Linked DNA regions of Homo sapiens: region 1 is linked to region 2. A link is a loop called in an ENCODE intact Hi-C map of the cell type or tissue named here. Cell type or tissue: HCT116. All regions are shown on one strand. Each heading gives the region's core, and the rest is flanking DNA. Links, peaks and the distances in the headings are about the cores only.

Region 1 (2,914 bases), core at 124-2,623, 73 kb after region 2:
CTCTATCGCCAAGACTGGAGTGCAGTGGCGCAATCTTGGCTCACTGCAACCTCTGTCTCCCGGGTTCAAGCAATTCTCCTGTCTCAACATCCCAAGTAGCTGGTAGCTGGGACTACAGGCGTGCGCCACCACTCTCAGCTAATTTTTTTATCTTCATTAGAGACAGGTTTTCACCATATTGGCCAGGCTGATGTCAAACTCCCGACCTCAAGTGATCTGCCTGCCTCAGCCTCCCAAAGTGATAGAATTACAGGCATGAGCCATGGCACCCGGCAAAGATTTTGACTTAATTTTTAAGAGAGAGGGTTTTGCTCTGTTGCCCAGGCTGGAATGCAGTGGTATAATCACACCTCACTGTAACCTCAAAATGCTGGGTTCAAATGATCCTCCTCCCTCAGCCTCCCAAGTATATGGTGACAACAGGTGTGCACCGCCACAGTTGGCTTATTTATTTATTTATTTATTTATTTAATTTGAGACTGAGTCTCCCTCTGTCACCCAGGCTGGAGTGCAGTGGCACAATCTCAGCTCACTGCAACCTCTGCCTCCCAGGTTCAAGCGATTCTCATGCCTCAGCCTCCTGAGTAGCTGGGGCTACAGGCATGTGCCACCATGCCCGGCTAATTTTTTGTATTTTTAGTAGAAACAGGATTTCACCGTGTTGGCCAGGCTGGTCTCTAACTCCTGACCTCAGGTGATCCACCTGCTTCGGCCTCCCAAAGTGCTGGGATTACAGGAGTGAGCCACCACGCCCAGACAATTCTATTTGTATAAAGACAGGGTCTCACTAAGTTGCTCAGGCTGGTCTCAAACTCCTGGGCTCAAGTGGTACTCCTGCCTCAGTCTCCCAAGTAGCTGGGACTACAGGCGTGAGCCACCATGATCAGCCTCGTCCACTGAGCTTTAATTCAATGCTACTTTATTTATTTTGTTGCTCAAATTTTTCCAGTGTTGGCTATTGGGAACTCTTTCAGTTGACTCCTGTGTCCCTCTGACACACTATCTCTGTCATTGTGGGCTTTGGAGCATAACTCCAACAGTCTTTTTATAAATGATCTGTGCAATTAAAGGTAATTTTTTTTTCCAGTGAAGGGCATAAATAATGAGATTTAATTGCGAATAATATGCATAATGGAAGTCTCATTTGCACATATCTGTTTACTTTCTCCCTGCCTTTCCTCCTGCCTCAGCCTCCTGAGTAGTTAAGACTACCACCACACCCAGTTAATTTTTTATTTTTTTTTTCTTTGTAGAGATGCAGTCTTGCTGTGTTGCTGGGGCTGGTATCAAACTCCTGGCTTCAAGTACTCTTCCCGCCTCTGCCTCCCAAAGAGCTAGGATTACAAGTGTGAGTCACCATGCCCGGCCTCCCTGGTATTTTTGACCTAAAATGTGCAAAAGGGAATTTCTGATTCATAAAATGTGACTTTCATATAAGATGCAGCAGAACACATTTCAACTGGCTTGGAAACCAGAAAATTATTCAAAAGCTATTTGCTTAGATACTAAAATAGTAGGTGAAAGTTGGATTAGATACAGGATACATACATAGCCTCAAAATATCTCCTCACAAATTACTTATTCATTACAAGGAGAAAAATATAAATTTTACAGTAAAGAGGCTGGGCGTGGTGGCTCATGCCTGTAATCCTAGCACTTTGGGAGGGTGGGGAGAGCAGATGGCTTGAGCCCAGGAGTTCAAGACCAGCCTGGGTAACATCACAAAACCCTGTCTCTATTAAAAAAAAAAAAATACACAAATTAACCAGGTGGCCAGGGGTGGTGGCTCAGCACTTTGGGAGACCGAGGCAGGCAGATCACATGAGGTCAGGAGTTCGAGACTAGCCTGGCCAATATGGTGAAAACCTGTCTCTAATAAAGATACAAAAATTAGCCAGGTGTGGTGGCACGCACCTGTAATCCCAGCTACTCAGGAGGCTGAGGCAGGAGAATCACTTGAACCCAGAAGGCGGAGGTTGCAGTGAGCCGAGATCATGCCACTGCCCTCCAGACTGGGAGACAAAGTGAGACCCCGTCTTAAAAAAAATTAAAAAATAAAAATAAAAATTAGGCTGGGGGGTGGCTCATGCCTGTAATCCCAGCACTTTGGGAGGCAGAGGTGGGTGAATCACCTGAGGTCAGGAGTTTGAGACCAGCCTGGCCAACGTGGTGAAACCCCATCTCTACCAAAAATACAAAAATTAGCCAGGCATGGTGGTGCATGCCTGTAATCCCAGCTACTCGGGAGGCTGAGGCAGGAGGATCACCTGAACCTGGGAGGCGGAGGTTGCAGTGAGCCAAGATGGTGCCACTGCACTCCAGTCTGGGCAACAGAGCAAGACTTTGTCAAAAAAAAAAATTAACCAGGCATGGTGGTGCATGCCTGCAGTCCCAGCTACTTGGGAGGCTGAGGCTGGAAGACTGCTTGAGCCTGGGGAGGTCAAGGCTGCAGGGAGCCAAGATTGTGCCACTGCACTCCAGCTAGGGTGACAGAGTAAGGCCCTGTCTCTAAATAAATAAATGCTTTTTTTTAATTGGAAAAAAATTACAGTAAAGAAAACAGGCAGACACTAACAAGTGATGAAAGTTATTATCACCAATAATGTGATTTAGTGACATCATGTGCTTCCTGATGTGGTGCACTTAGGACACATCATATTTACATAGTACTACTGCCAAAAATGTGGAACTTGAATCTAATTATGAGGAAATGCCAGGCAAACCCAAATTAGGGGACTTCTAAAAAATAACTTGCCCATACTATTCAAAATATTAAGGTCATGAAAGACAAAGAAGAGTTGAGGAACTGTTCCAATTAAAGAAGACTGAAGAGACATGAAAACTAACGTGATTCCAGATTTAATTGCAGACAAGAAGAAAAAAATGAGAAAGGAATGTGTTGAATCTGTTGGGA
Region 2 (2,914 bases), core at 135-2,634:
TTCACTGGATGTGCTGGGAAATTACCTCTATCTGCATATCCTTCTAGGGCTCTGGCCTCTCCTGGTAGGCTCTGGTCTTCTACTGGCACTCCAGGAAGGAGGTGACCTTTTGCTAGCTCTGTGACTTTCTCTACTGAATGCTTAGACGCACCACTGTGCACTGACTCAGATTCTCCTATCACATGCCCTTCATCGATCCCTGCTTCATTTTTCATGGAATCAGCAAGCTCAGCTTTATTCTTAAGAGAGTGATCTCCATGAATGTTAACTGTTTCTATGGCTGTTGTAATAGGTAGAGCAACTCCTCCTGTGCTTGTAGAGGGCACAACAGCAGAGGGACCCTTGGGTCTTTCTTGACCTGGGACTCCATCTTTGGTGTAGTTATCTACCATTAATGATTTGGAAATCTGGGCTGGGGCTATCTCTTGCCCATTTTTTGCCAAGGTATCTGGAAAGGAATCACCTTCCTTTACTACTTGAGGAGTAGGAGTGGGCAGTTTTTCACAGGCTGCTGATTCCAGAACCTCTAGAGGAGATGATTTATTTATCAGCTCTGATGGTGTTCTGGGACAGGTAAATGTAATATTTCTATTTTCGTCCATATAGGCCATTCCTTCAATTCCCTGGTCCCCTGTGGTTTCCATGGGAACATGTATTTTTGTTGCATCTATCTTATTCTCCAGAATGTGCTTCTCAGGAGAACTATTTTTAACCTTTTTACTTTTTCCATCATTACTCCTTTTACTTGGTTTGTCAGCCACTGCAGTGTATCTATTGGCTGCATCTGTCTTATTCTCCTCAGATACTACTGAAGGAACAAATCCTGCCCCCTGGATTTGCTCTTGGCAGCTCACATCTGTCACCTTGGCAGGTGGTTCAGTAACAGTAGAAGCCTTGACTGTGCTTATCTTGTTTTCCCCAAGAGTCCCAAGCTCAACAAAATTAACCTGAAAATTTCCACCCTTCCTGTCAACTGCTTCCACTGTGGGTGTATCTGGTGTATGTGAGAACGAAGAATCATGCATTTTGGGGAAAGTAAATCCTATTTCCTTGCTTTTATGGGGAATACTACCAGTATCTCCATCCTTCCCTTCAAAAGGTGGGTTAAGGATTTCTTCCTTCCTCTCCATTCTAGCAGGCTGTGTGGAATAATTATTTTTAAACTTTTTGCTTTTGCCTTCATTGCCTCTCTTTTTAGGCTTTTCAGAAATCCAGGGAGCTGCCTCATGATCCTTCCATGGACACCTTCCTTCCTTGCTCTGGTTATTGACACCCATATCTTTGACTACATCTCCTGTTTCTGTGCTAACACCAGAAGTCTGAGTCATGCCTGATCCACTTTCCAAAGGAATCAATGCCTGCATGGTGCCTGCCACCTTAGGCTGAGTCATCTCTTTAGGCTCCCCCATCACCACTGCCTCCGTGAGATCAGCCTTAGTGCCTGGTTGCTTTGAAGAATTCAGCCCCAGCTCCTCACTCTTATCCTGAGTAGTCATTCCTTCAGTTTTAGAGACTGGCTCACTCGGTATGAGAACAGCCCTTCCGTCCTTCTGGCTGTCCAGAAGAAATGGCAGCTCAGATTTTGCTTTTACCTTCCCAGAATCTGTTCTCATTTTCCCAGAACTTCCCCTTCCCTTCCTGCTTTTGCCATCACCTGCCATTCTCTTAAATGGTTCATTCTCTACCCCAGGGACCTGTACCAACACTTGGCCCTGCAGCTGCTCAGAAGTAAAGATGCTGATCTCTTGTCTTTCGTTGGGAAAAGCTTCCTTTTTTAGTTCTTTATCCTCTTCAGCTCCTTCAGGAAACTCCTTCAGTTTGACATTCTGCAGTTTAGTCATTTTACTTTCATTATTCCCTTCTTTTAGATTACATTCTAATGGATTACTTGCTATCAAAGTGGGTACCAAATTTGGTATTTCTTTTGCTGCTGTGGGTTTTGAAACTACACCCATAACCTCTTGGTCCAAGAAAGGAGAGCAACCCTCTTTAAGTCTGATATCCAAAGGGGTTTCTACATTGTATGCAGAAACTTCTGCTAGGGGTCCTTTCAGATTGAGAGGGCCTACTGACTGGCTTTTATCTACAGGAGTCTTCAGGTGGGGTGCAGGCTGTGGTTTGTATTCATGTTGCTTCAGCAATTTCTTGTCTTGGTTTTGTAGTACTGACTTGTTACTTTTGCTCTCTTCCTCTACTCTCAGCTTAGACTGAGAACTTATTGCAGTTTTGGGGGCTTCTTCAGAAGGATATAAAGGAATTCTGAGACTCTCTGAGACAAAGTTCTCAGCTACCAGTCTGGCTGCACTGGAGTTAACTAAACATTCCCTTTTCAAGTTTTCTCCAGATACAAGTCCATATTCTGTACCCATAGTGGTAGGCTGGCTGGGGAGAACACCTGATTTTTGTGTGTCAGCTGCAAATGGATGACCTTTAGGCTTATCTGCATTGTCATCATCCGAAGGTCCTCCAGCCCGTGGTTGAGAATATCTCTTTTGCTTTGGTTTCTTCTTCTTTTTCTTCATCATTATTGGTGTGCTTTCTATATCCCAGGCCTCCCTGCCAAGATCCCTCTGGGGTTCAAGTGAGTCAACATGAATACTTTTTCTTTGGTTCCCAGGCCCACCACAGGAGGATGAACCAGAGACCCAACCTGACTCAGACAAAGAGCAGTGGCCCAGCCTGTGATCAAGAGTCTTCCATGGAGGAGAGCCTCCCAGCAGCTCAGGAGGGACCCTGGCAGGCTTGGGCCGGGTTGACCTGCGGTCACTGGGTCTGCAAACTTGTTTGGCTTGTGTGGGAGGGGTACCGCAATACATGAAGTTGGCTAAAATTCCAAACAAAAAACTCCTCGTTATTGTTTCTTAAAAACAACAAAAAACAAACAAACAAACAAAAAAACCAGACCATATAAATG

Evidence for each region. Hi-C counts contacts between places; a loop is a spot of excess contacts. Peaks named below come from ENCODE experiments on the same cell type or tissue, not always from the same donor. Only the 100,000 strongest peaks of a DNase experiment are listed, where the experiment ranks them.
Region 1: a loop joins it to region 2, with 2.4 times the contacts of the local background. A loop is called at or near these places in 5 of 110 quality-filtered maps.

What each region holds. Positions count from the first base shown.
Region 1 is chr3:47,982,930-47,985,843 of GRCh38, forward strand. All of the region lies in intron 2 of MAP4 (microtubule associated protein 4), which reads right to left. Among named protein-coding and RNA genes, the nearest start is that of MAP4, 32 kb to the right of the region's middle. In HCT116, for the core only: no CTCF peak of the experiment used is centred there; a DNase peak (open chromatin) is centred at 1,362; H3K4me3 peaks cover 791 bases; H3K27ac peaks cover 1,551 bases.
Region 2 is chr3:47,909,598-47,912,511 of GRCh38, forward strand. It overlaps MAP4 (microtubule associated protein 4), which reads right to left. Exons shown (of 21, transcript NM_001385682.1): 9 at 1-2,824. Among named protein-coding and RNA genes, the nearest start is that of MIR1226, 62 kb to the left of the region's middle. In HCT116, for the core only: no CTCF peak of the experiment used is centred there; a DNase peak (open chromatin) is centred at 1,374; H3K4me3 peaks cover 996 bases; H3K27ac peaks cover 1,484 bases.